Regions from separate parts of the Homo sapiens genome. Here region 2 is linked to region 1. The links are chromatin loops, found by intact Hi-C in ENCODE. Cell type or tissue: HCT116. All regions are shown on one strand. Links, peaks and the distances in the headings refer to the core of each region. The heading gives the core; the rest is flanking DNA.

Region 1 (5,365 bases), core at 208-5,207:
ATCCATGTGAAATCTTACTTATATGTTTTTTAGAGATGGAGTGTCCTTAATGCACCCCAGGCTGGAGTGCAATTTTGTGATCTCAGCTCACTGCAGCCTCTGGGGTTCAAGCGATTCTCCTGCCTCAGCCTCCGGAGTAGCTGGGATTACAGGCGCCCACCACCACGCCCGACTAATTTTTGTATTTTTAGTAGAGATGGGGTTCCACTATGTTGGCCAGGCTGCTGTCGAACTCCTGACCTCGTGATTCACCTGCCTTGGACTCTCAAAGTGCTGTGATTACAGGCGTGAGCCACCACACCCGTTTTTGTTTTGTTTTGTTTTGTTTTGTTTTTGTTTTGAGATGGAGTCTCACTCTGTTGCCCAGGCGAGAGTGCAGTGGTGTGTTCTAGGCTCAGTGCAACCACCGCCTCCCAGGTTCAAACGAGTCTCCTGCCTCAGCCTCCCGAGTAGCTGGGACTACAGGTGCCCGCCACCACGCCCGGCTAATTTTTTGTTGTTGTTGTATTTTTGGTAAAGAGGAGGTTCCCCATGTTGGCCAGCCTGGTCTCGCACTCCTGACCTCAGGTGATCCACCTGCCTTGGCCTCCCAAAATGCTGGGATTACAGGCATGAGCCACAGCACTCGGCCCTTCCCTCCTTTCTTTCTGAGACAGGGTCTTGTTCCGTCACCCAGACTGGAGTGCAGTAGCAGGATCACAGCTCAATGCAACCTAGAAGAATTCCTGTCGTCCTGTGCTCATGAGATCCTCCCTCCTCTTGCAACTGCATATGAATTGACAATTATTTCAATAAAATTTTCAATTAAAAAATTATGAGGGCTGGGTGCGGTGGCTCACTCCTGTAACCCCAGCACTTTGGGAGGCCGAGGCGGGCGAATCACGAGGTCAGGAGTTCGAGACCATCCTGGCTAACACGGTGAAACCCTGTCTCTACTAAAAATACAAAAACTAGCCGGGCGTGGTGGCGGGCGCCTGTAGTCCCAGCTACTCGGGAGGCTGAGGCAGGAGAATGGCGTGAACCTGGGAGGCGGAGCTTGCAGTGAGCCGATATCACGCCACTGCACTCCAGCCTGGGTGACAGAGCGAGACTCCATCTCAAAAAAAAAAAAAAAAAAAAAATTATGGTCCAGGAGCGGTGGCTCACGCCTGTAATCCCAGCACTTTGGGAGGTCAAGACGGGCAGATCACCTGAGGTCAGGAGTTCGAGACCAGCCTGGCCAACATGGTGAAACCCCGTCTCTACTAAAAATACAAAAATTAGCCGGCCATGGTGGCAGGTGCCTGTAATCCCAGCTACTTTGGAGGCTGAGGCAGGAGAATCGCTTGAACCCGTGAGGCAGAGGTTGCACTGAGCTGAGATCGCACCACTGCACTCTAGCCTAGGTGACAGAGCAAGCCTCTGTCTCAAAAAATAAAAAGAGAAAAAAAGAAAAAAGCCAAGAAAGTGGAGTCTTTTCTGCCCTTGAAAGGGTAGTGGTAAAACTCTCTGGGTGGTGTGGGGTGTCCAGGTATCTCTCTGTCGCCCCTAACACTGGGCGAGACTGGATCTGTTTTGCATAAAGGAAGAACACATTTCTGTGTCCCCTGCCAGTCATCCATGCAATCATCAATTTCGTTGTTGTTGTTGTTGTTTGAGATGGACCTTCCCTCTTGTCGCCCAGGCTGGAGTGTAGTAGCATGATCTCGGCCCACTGCAACCTTCACCTCCCGGGTTCAAGCGAGTCTCCTACCTCAGCCTCCCGAATAGCTGGGATTACAGGTGTGCGCCACCACACCCGGCTAATTTTTGTATTTTTAGTAGAGACGGGGTTTCACCATGTTGGCCAGGCTGGTCTCGAACTCCCGACCTCAGGTGATCCGCCCGCCTCGGCCTCCCAAAGTGCTGGGATTACAGGTGTGAGCCACTGCGCCCGGCCAATCAGCAAATATTTAATGAGCCCCCACTGCGTACTAGCGCTGAACTACTGGGCGAGGGTCGGCCAGCGGCAGGAAAACGGGGAAACAGGTGCGCCCGTTTGTGCGCGGGGGAAGCTCGCAGCCACGAGCGAAGGGACCTGTGTCTCCACTTTGGACAAATCTCCCGGGAATTTCCCGGGGGTTCAGAGCTCCGATGTCGGGGCGGGGAGGGGCAGGGTGTCATGTGCGGCGCTGGCCACACGGTGGCGACAGAGAACGTGCCGTTCTGGTCCAGCCTGGCGGCTGTGGGGTCGAAATGGGGAAGGAGTTGGGGTCGCGATGGAGTCGGGGAGGCAGTGGGGTAGGAGCGAGGGCCCCCTTTTTTTTGGAGACAGAGTTTCTCGTTGCTCAGGCTGGAGTGCAATGGCGTGATCTCAGCTCACCTCAACCTCCTGGGTTCAAGCGACTCTCCTGCCTCAGCCTCCAGAGTAGCTAGGATTACAGACATGCACCACCACATCCGGCTAATTTTTGTATTTTTAGTAGAGACGGCTTCGCCATGTTAGGCAGGTCTCGAACTTAGGACTTCATGTGATCCATCTACCTCGGCCTCCCAAAGCGCTGGGATGACAGGCGTGAGCCACCACGCCCAGCCGAGACAGCCTACCCACTGTGGGCTTTGGCAATAAGGCGCTCAATCAATTATAATAAACACCTATGGAATTAATTCCCGTCTGTGTTCCCCAAACCGTCCTCCCCAACCCCCACCGCCGCCCAGTAATTCAGGGACCACAAGAATGGAGGTCTCTGGCTTATAACTCTCACTGAGAAGCCTGATGCAGGAGCTCACACCTGTAATCCCGGCACTTCAGTAGGCCAAGGCAGGAGGATACTACTGAGCCTCGGTAATGTATTGTTTTTTATTTTTTTTATTTTATCATATATATATTTATTATACTCTAAGTTCTAGGGTACATGTGCATTCTCAGCAAACTATTTTTTCTTTTATTTTTATTTATTTATCTTTTTATTTTTGAGACGGAGTCTCTCTCTGCCGCCCAGGCTGGAGTGCAGTGGCGCGATCTCGGCTCACTGCAAGCTCCGCCTCCCGGGTTCACGCCATTCTCCTGCCTCAGCCTCCCGAGTAGCTGGGACTACAGGCGCCCGCCACCACGCCCAGCTAATTTTTTGTTTTAGTAGAGATGGGGTTTCACCGTCTCGAACTCCTGGCCTCATTGATCCTCCCACCTCGGCCTCTGAAAGTGCTGGGATTCTAGGCGGGAGCCACCGCGCCCCGCCAAGGCTGGGTAATTTATAAACAAAGGAGGTTCCTGGACTCACAGTTCTGCATGGCTGGGGAGGCCTCAGCAAACTTACAATCACGGTGCAGGGGGAAACAAGCGTGTCTTACCTGACTCAGGCGAAAAGAGAGGAAGGAAGAGCAGGGAAAACTGCCTTATAAAACCATCAGATCTCGTGAGATCTCACTCACTATCAGAGAGCAGCACGAGGGAACCGCCCCCATGATCCAATCACCTCCCACCTGCTCCCTCTCTCCACACGTGGGGACCATGGAGATTACAACCGAGATGAGATTTGGGTGGGGACCCAGAGCCAAACCTCCTCAGGACCTCTGTCCCCCCTCCTCTCCTCCCACTGCCTCTGGGCACGCTGGCACCCCTGCCTCCTCTTCCCTGGTTGGTCTTTGGTGAGATGTGTGTCCATTGGTCCCAGAACCTGGCGTTGCCCAGGCTGGAGTGCAGTGGGGCGATCTCGGCTCACTGCAAGCTCCGCCTCCCCGGTTCATGCCAGTCTCCTGACTCAGCCTCCCGAGTAGCTGGGACTACAGGCGCCCGCCACCACGCCCGGCTAATTTTTTGAATTTTTTAGTAGAGACGGGGTTTCGCCGTGTTAGCCAGGATGGTCTCGATCGCCTGACCTCGTGATCTGCCCGCCTTGGCCTCCCAAAGTGCTGGGATTACAGGCGTGAGCCACCACACCCGGCCCAAGACCCTGACTCTTAAAAAATAAGGCCAGGCCAGGTGGCTCACACCTATAATCACAGCATTTTGGGAGGCCAAGGCAAGTGGATCGTTTGAGCTCAGGAGTTGGAGACCAGTCTGGGAAACATGGTGAGACCTCGTCTCTATTAAAAACACAAAAAATTAGCCAGGCACAGTGGCACATGCCTGTAATTCCAGCTACTCAGGAGGCTGAAGCAGGAGAATCGCTGGAACCCAAGAGGTGGAGGTTGCAGTGAGCTGAGACTGTGCCACTGCACTCCAGCCTGGGTGACAGAGCAAGACTCTGTCTCAAGAAAAAAAAAAAAAAAAAAAAAAAAAAGGCCAGTCTCAGTGGCTCACGCCTGTGATCCCAGCACTTTGGGAGGCTGAGGTGGGTGGATCACCTGAGGTCAGGAGTTCGAAACTAGCCTGGCCAACATGGTAAAACCCCGTCTCTACTAAAAATACAAAAACTAGCCGGGCGTGGTGGCAGGTGCCTGTAATCCCAGCTACTCAGGAGGCTGAGGCAGGAGAATCGCTTTAGCCCCGGGAGGTGGAGGTTGCAGTGAGCCGTGATCAAGCCAGTGCACTCCAACCTGGGTGACAGAGCAATAACCTGTCTCAAATAAATAAATAAATAAATAAATAAATAAAATTCAAGCTTAGTAGAATAAAAAATTCAGCTTCCCAGTTGTCCTCGCATTTCAGGTGACAAATCATGCACAGCTGGTGGCTTTGTATCACACAGTGCAGATTTAGACCATTCCCATAATCGTTTTCATCATTGTAGAAAGTTCTATTGAACAACGCTGGGCTAGAACATTCTAGAAGATTCTAGAAAGCTCCAACACAGGAGCCAGCAGCCACCTGAGGGTAATTACATTTAAATTTAGACTTAAATTCTGTTGGCTGGTGAAGTCCAGCACATGCTGGTTTGGTTTTTTTTTTTTTAGGGGTGAGGTAGTTAGACTGCAGCAAAAACAGGGGCTCCCATCACAGTTCTGTGCAGGGGGTGAGTGAGACTGAAGAAACCAAAGACCATATCCCAATTCACTTTCTGAAATCATCTCCCGTTATTTTCACCTGTTCTCTGATTACTCTTTGTTCCCTGCGTGTGCCCTGTCATCCCACCTCCACACCTTTGCCATACTGTCTCCCTTTGACCCCCACATCCAACCAGCCCTGTCTAGCCTTCTGCAGCATCCCCAAGCAGAATTCACTGGGCAGAATTAATCTCTCTCTCCTCTGAACTCCTGATTCACCCATCCATCCACCCATCCCCCTTCCTGTCCACCCATCCACCCATCCATCCATCCAAGCATCCACCCACCCATCCACCCATCCAACCATCCACCCACTCATCCACCCACCCACTCATCCACCTGTTCACCCATCCACCCATCCATTCATCCATCCAACGATCCACCCACCCATCCATCCACGCATCCATCCATCCGTCCATCC
Region 2 (5,365 bases), core at 161-5,160, 250 kb after region 1:
AGGTCTCAAATTTGTTTATTTATTTATTTTTATTTATTTATTTTTTGAGATGGAGTCTCACTCTGTTGCCCAGGCTGGAGTGTAGTGGCGCGATCTTGGCTCACTGCAAGCTCTGCCTCCCGGGTTCAAGCGATTCTCCTGCCTCAGCCTCCCGAGTAGCTGAGACTACAGGCCTGCACCACCACATCTGGCTGATTTTGTAGTTTTAGTAGAGACAGGGTTTCACCAGGTTGGTCAGGCTGGCCTCGAACTCCTGACCTCAAATGATCTGCCCGCCTCCCAAAGCACTGGGATTACAGGCGTGAGCCATCGCGCCAGCCTGTTTATTAAGAGACAGGGGTCTCGCCCTGTCGCCCAGGCTGGAGTGCAGTGGTGCGATCACAGCTTGCTGTAGCCTCCACCTCCTGCACTCAAGCGATCCTCCTGCCTCAGGCTCCCAAAGTGCTGGGACCACAGGCACGCGCCACCATGTCTGATTTCCCTTTTGTTGTTGATGGGGCACGGGTCCAAGAGCTTGGGCTTGACACAGCAGAGGAGCTTCACGGACATTGGCAGCCTCCGACAGGCCTTGACCCTTCTTCCGGCCTCAATTTACCCATCCATTCCCTGGGGTGGCTGAGCTAAGCTGACCTGCTGAGCTCCTGGGCTCTAGGTCATTATTGTGACCGCACTTCCAGTTCAGAGTGCCCCCACATCCTGGCAGAGCAGGGGACACAGGACATCTTCCCACACACACCCCGCTGCCCTGTGCTCCATGCTGCTGGGGCCCCAGCAGAACCTGTGAGGAGCCCCCAGGCTGGACGCAGAATCCTCTGGCCCTGTAGGGTCAGGGCTGGACCAGGGGGAGGCAGCCTGGGGTGATGACAGCCCCATGTTGGCAGGGGGTGGGGCAGGAAAGGCCCCATGTGTGGGGAGCTTGTGGCTGAGTCATGAGGACACCGAAAGCTTCTGAATGACAAAGGTGCAGGGAAGACCCTCCCAGCACAGGAAACAGCATGTGCAAAGGTGCCAAGGCAGCACCTGAGAGTGGGGAAGTCACAAGCCAGAAACTGGGTCCTAGGGAGTCCCTTGGTGAGGCCAAAGAGAGACCAGGCTGGAGAGGTCAGCAGGGGACAGAAAAAGCCTCAAATCCTGGGCCGAGGAGTTCGGGCTTCCCCCACAGAGTGGGAAGCTTTGGAGCAGACGGAGCTGAGTGTGTCCTGGCAGCTGGGCCAGCTCAACCGCACGGTCGTCTTGTGCAAATGAGAAAAATACACCCTTGGCCGGGCGCGGTGGCCTACGCCTGTAATCCCAGCACTTTGAGAGGGCGAGGCGGGTGGATCACCTGAGGTCACGAGTTGGAGACCAGCCTGGCAACATGGTGAAACCCCATCTCTACTAAAAATACAAAATTGGCCGGGCGTGGTGGCGGGCGCCTGTAGTCTCAGCTACTCAGGAGGCTGAGGCAGGAGGATAGCTTAAGCCTGGGAGGCAGAGGTTGCAGTGACTCAAGATTGCACCATTGCACTCCAGCCTGGGCAACAGTGCAAGACTCCCTCTCAAAAAAGAAAAGGCAGGCTGGGCGCGATGGCTCATGTCTGTAATCCCAGCACTTTGGGAGGCCAAGGGGGCAGATCACCTGAGGTCAGGAGTTCAAGACCAGCCTGGCCCACATGGCGAAAACCCATCTCTACTAAAAATATTAAAATTAGCTGGGTGCACTGGCGTGTGCCTGTAATTCCAGCTCCTCGGGAGGCTGAGGCAGGAGAATCACTTGAACCCGGGAGGCGGAGGTTGCAGCGAGCCAAGACTGTGCCACTGCACTCCAGCCTGGGCGACAGAGCAAGACTCTGTCTCAAAGAAAAGAAAAGAAAGACAAGACAAGAAAAAGAAAAAGACGCTCTCTCTCTGGGGGCTACACTTGGGAGTTCAGCTGCCTCCCAGCCGGTGTGTGTGTGTTTTGTGTGTTGCCGGGGGAGGGTGTTTTGTACAGTGCACAACATACCTCACTGTACATAGCCATCCCAGGTACCTGCAGCCTTCCATTTCTCCGTACAGTCTCCTCCCCTGCCTCCTCCTCCTCCTGTCCCTACACACACACACACACACACACACACACACACACACACACACACACACACACACACACACACATAAGCCAGCCTTCCTGAAGGGACTCACAGCCAAGGCCTCCTCTGTGGCAAATTCCATTGCCCCCCTCCTGTGCAAGCGTTCGAAGATGACCGTGTCGGCGCCCTTGGTGTACAGGCAGATGGCGCCCTCTGGCTTTCGAACTGTGGGGGAACAGGCCCTGCTGCCCACAGAGGCTCCCCGTCTGCCCGCCCCACCTTGGGGGGCCCAGGGCTTGGGTGGCGGGGCTCACCCAGCACCGACATCCGTTTGCGCGTGCTGTTGAAGTCCATTATGGCCAGGACCTGGTAGACCCGTTCCTCCCCCAGCTCCATGATCGTGACGGTGTCCTGGGTGCGGGACAGGAACACGTAGCCGAAGTTCCGGGCTGCGGTGACCAGCGCCCCCTCGTCGGGGGAGGCCGCCTGGTACAACAGCTGGTCTGGTAGGGAGGGGGGCCATTTTGGGGTCACGTGGTGGAGCCCGTCTCCATCTCCACAGTGCAGGGAGGAGATGGGTATCGCCTGGGCTACACCTTTATTGATGGTGGCCGGGGACCCCCGCCTGTACAACCCAATGCATGGAGGTGAGCACTTGAGACTAGACGACCTTCCCGCTCAACAACAGATCCTCGGGCTCCGACCGCAGGCCTGGACATCCTTTAGCCCTGACGATGACACGTCCGCCCTCCCGCCACGATGCTTGTCAGCACTGTCTGGGCTCCAGGCCCGGACGCCCTCGAGGTGCGGCTGGTGTCACACCGGCCTCAGCGCCCCCCAAGCCAGCTGAAAGCCCTGGAAGATGGGCCGGGTGAGCTGCGGGGCTGGGGACACTGCCGTGCCCCGGGGGCTGAGCGGCCTCAGAGATGGGGAGGTGGGTGGGCGCACCTGGGCGCTCACGGGGGCTCTCCCGCACCATCACCGTGTGGCAGATGGCCAGCAGGCGCCAGAACTCCCGCACGGCCTCGTCCCCGTTGGTCCGCACGAGGTGCAGCAGGGCCGCATTGTGGAAGAGCAGCTTCCCGTCGGCGAACTTGTTCCAGAGGTAGGGGTTCTCCTGGGGGTGGCGGGGGCACGGGCCGGCTGTGGGTGGGCCGCTCCCCGTGCCCCGTCCCCCTCACCGTCCCGCGCTGCAAGCCAGGCAGGCTCACCTTAGGTCGGGTCGTGGCCTCTGAATCCGGCCCTGGGGAAAGACACAGCTTCCTGCTTCAGCTCCCACAGGCCCCCCATTCGGGATCCCATAGCCCCTGACCCCTAGTTTCAGGCTTCCGGGGGCCACTGGTGCAGCCACACAAGCCAGGCCTGTGGCCCTGGAACCGACACCCCGAGCAATCTTGGGGCGAAAGCTGACCTCAGTTTCCACCACCTGCAGAAAGCGGGGAAGAGGGGAGCACACCCATCCTGTCTCCCAGGGACCCCAAAAGGACAGCCTGGAGCCGGATGCGGCCCCGTCCCGTCTCCCAGGGACCCCAAAAGGACAGCCTGGAGCGGGATGCGGGCTAGGGACCCCAAAAGGACAGCCTGGAGCGGGATGTGGCCCCTTCCTGTCTCCCAGGGACCCCAAAAGGACAGCCTGGAGCGGGATGCAGCCCCATCCGTGGGACACACTTTGTTTCCTCCTCCTGGGGTTTTTGTTCTTTTTTATTTTTATTTATTTATTTATTTATTTATTTATTTATTTATTTATTTATTTTTGAGACAGAGTCCTGCTCTGTCGCCCAGACTGGAGTGCAGTGGCACAAGCTCAGCTCACTGCAACCTCAGCCTCCTGGGTTCAAGTGACTCTCCTGTCTCAGCCTCCCGAGTAGCTGGGATTACAAGCTCATGTCACCACGCCTGGCTCATTTTTGTATTTTTAGTAGAGATGGGGTTTCACCATGTTGGCCAGGCTGGTCTCAAACTCCTGACCTCCAGTGATCCGCCCGCCTCAGCCTCCCAAAGTGCTGGGATTACAGGCGTAGCCACCGCACCCAGCCACTTTTTATGCTTTATTGTTCTTAGAAATGGGGTCCTACTCTGTGGCCCAGGCTGCAGTGCAGTGGTGCGATCATAGCTCACTGCAGCCTCAACCTCCCGGGCTCAAGACATCTTCCCTCTTCAGCCTTCCAAGTTGCTGGGGCAACAGGTGCATGCCACCCCTTTGTGGTGTCTTTTGTGTGTGTGTGTGATGGAGTCTCTCTCTATCACCCAGGCTGCTGGAGTGCAGTGGCGTGACCTTGGCTCACTGCAACCTCCACCTCCGGGTTCAAGCAGTTCTCCTGCCTCAGCCTCCTGAGTAGCTGGGACTACAGGTGCCTGCCACCATGCCTGGCTAATTTTTGTATTTTTAGTAGAGACGGGGTTTTGTCATGTTGGCCAGGCTGCTCTCGAACTCCTGACCTCAGGTGATCCACCCGCCTCAACCTCGGGCCCATTTTTCTATAGCTGAACTTGAACCATTTCTTGGGGACTTCTCACTACACTAAATTATGACCCAGTCCAAACCACGTGCCCTGGTTATAAATTAGACCCGGGGCTGTCAAACTACACCCCACCACATCATCAATTTTTGTACGGCCTGCGAGCTAAGAATTGTTTTTGGATTTTTAATGGTCAGGAAAAAAAATGACTAGAATAATACTAATACTGTTTTGTGGCCGGGCGCGGTGGCTCACGCCTGTAATCCCAGCACTTTGGGAGGCTGAGGCAGGCAGATCACGAGGTCAGGAGATCGAGACCATCCTGGCTAACACGGTGAAACCCTGTCTCTATTAAAAATACAAAAAATTAGCCGGGCGTGGTGGCGGGCGCCTGTAGTCCCAGCTACTTGGGAGGCTGAGGCAGGAGAATGGCGTGAACCCGGGAAGTGGAGCTTGCAGTGAGCCGAGATCGCGCCACTGCACTCCAGCCTGGGCGACAGAGCGAGACTCTGTCTCAAAAAAAAAACAAAAAACAAACAAACAAACAAAACTATTTTATTTTGTGATCTGAGAAATACTCAGCAATTCGAATTTCAGCATCCACAAATAAAGGCTTGTGAAAGTCAAAAGAAGAGCAGTGGCCGGGTGTGGTGGCTCACATCTGTAATTCCAGTGCTTTGAAAAGCGGAGGCAGGCGGATCGCTTAAGCCCAGGAGTTCAAGACCAGCCTGGGCAACATAGGGATTCCCTGTCTTGACAAAAAATACAAAAATAAGCTGGGTAAGGTGGCACTCTCCTGTAGTCCCGGCTACTTGGGAAGCTGAAGTGGGAGGATTGCTTGAGCCCAGGAATTCGAGG

What was found. Peaks named below come from ENCODE experiments on the same cell type or tissue, not always from the same donor. Only the 100,000 strongest peaks of a DNase experiment are listed, where the experiment ranks them.
Region 2: it touches region 1 in a loop (16-fold over the local background); 19 of 110 quality-filtered maps call a loop at or near these places.

The regions. Positions count from the first base shown.
Region 1 is chr19:1,544,211-1,549,575 of GRCh38, forward strand. No RefSeq gene overlaps it. Among named protein-coding and RNA genes, the nearest start is that of MEX3D, 21 kb to the right of the region's middle. RefSeq lists a cis regulatory region at 1,937-2,337 and a silencer at 3,297-3,497. In HCT116, for the core only: a CTCF peak has its summit at 2,161 (motif pointing right); a DNase peak (open chromatin) is centred at 2,091; H3K4me3 peaks cover 697 bases; H3K27ac peaks cover 1,092 bases.
Region 2 is chr19:1,793,715-1,799,079 of GRCh38, forward strand. It overlaps ATP8B3 (ATPase phospholipid transporting 8B3), which reads right to left. Exons shown (of 29, transcript NM_138813.4): 15 at 3,260-3,291; 16 at 2,997-3,165; 17 at 2,363-2,551; 18 at 2,161-2,273. Among named protein-coding and RNA genes, the nearest start is that of ATP8B3, 16 kb to the right of the region's middle. RefSeq lists enhancers at 1,896-2,708, 2,116-2,410, 2,709-3,520 and a silencer at 2,116-2,410. In HCT116, for the core only: CTCF peaks have their summits at 2,300 and 2,501; DNase peaks (open chromatin) are centred at 2,207 and 2,531; H3K4me3 peaks cover 674 bases; H3K27ac peaks cover 1,300 bases.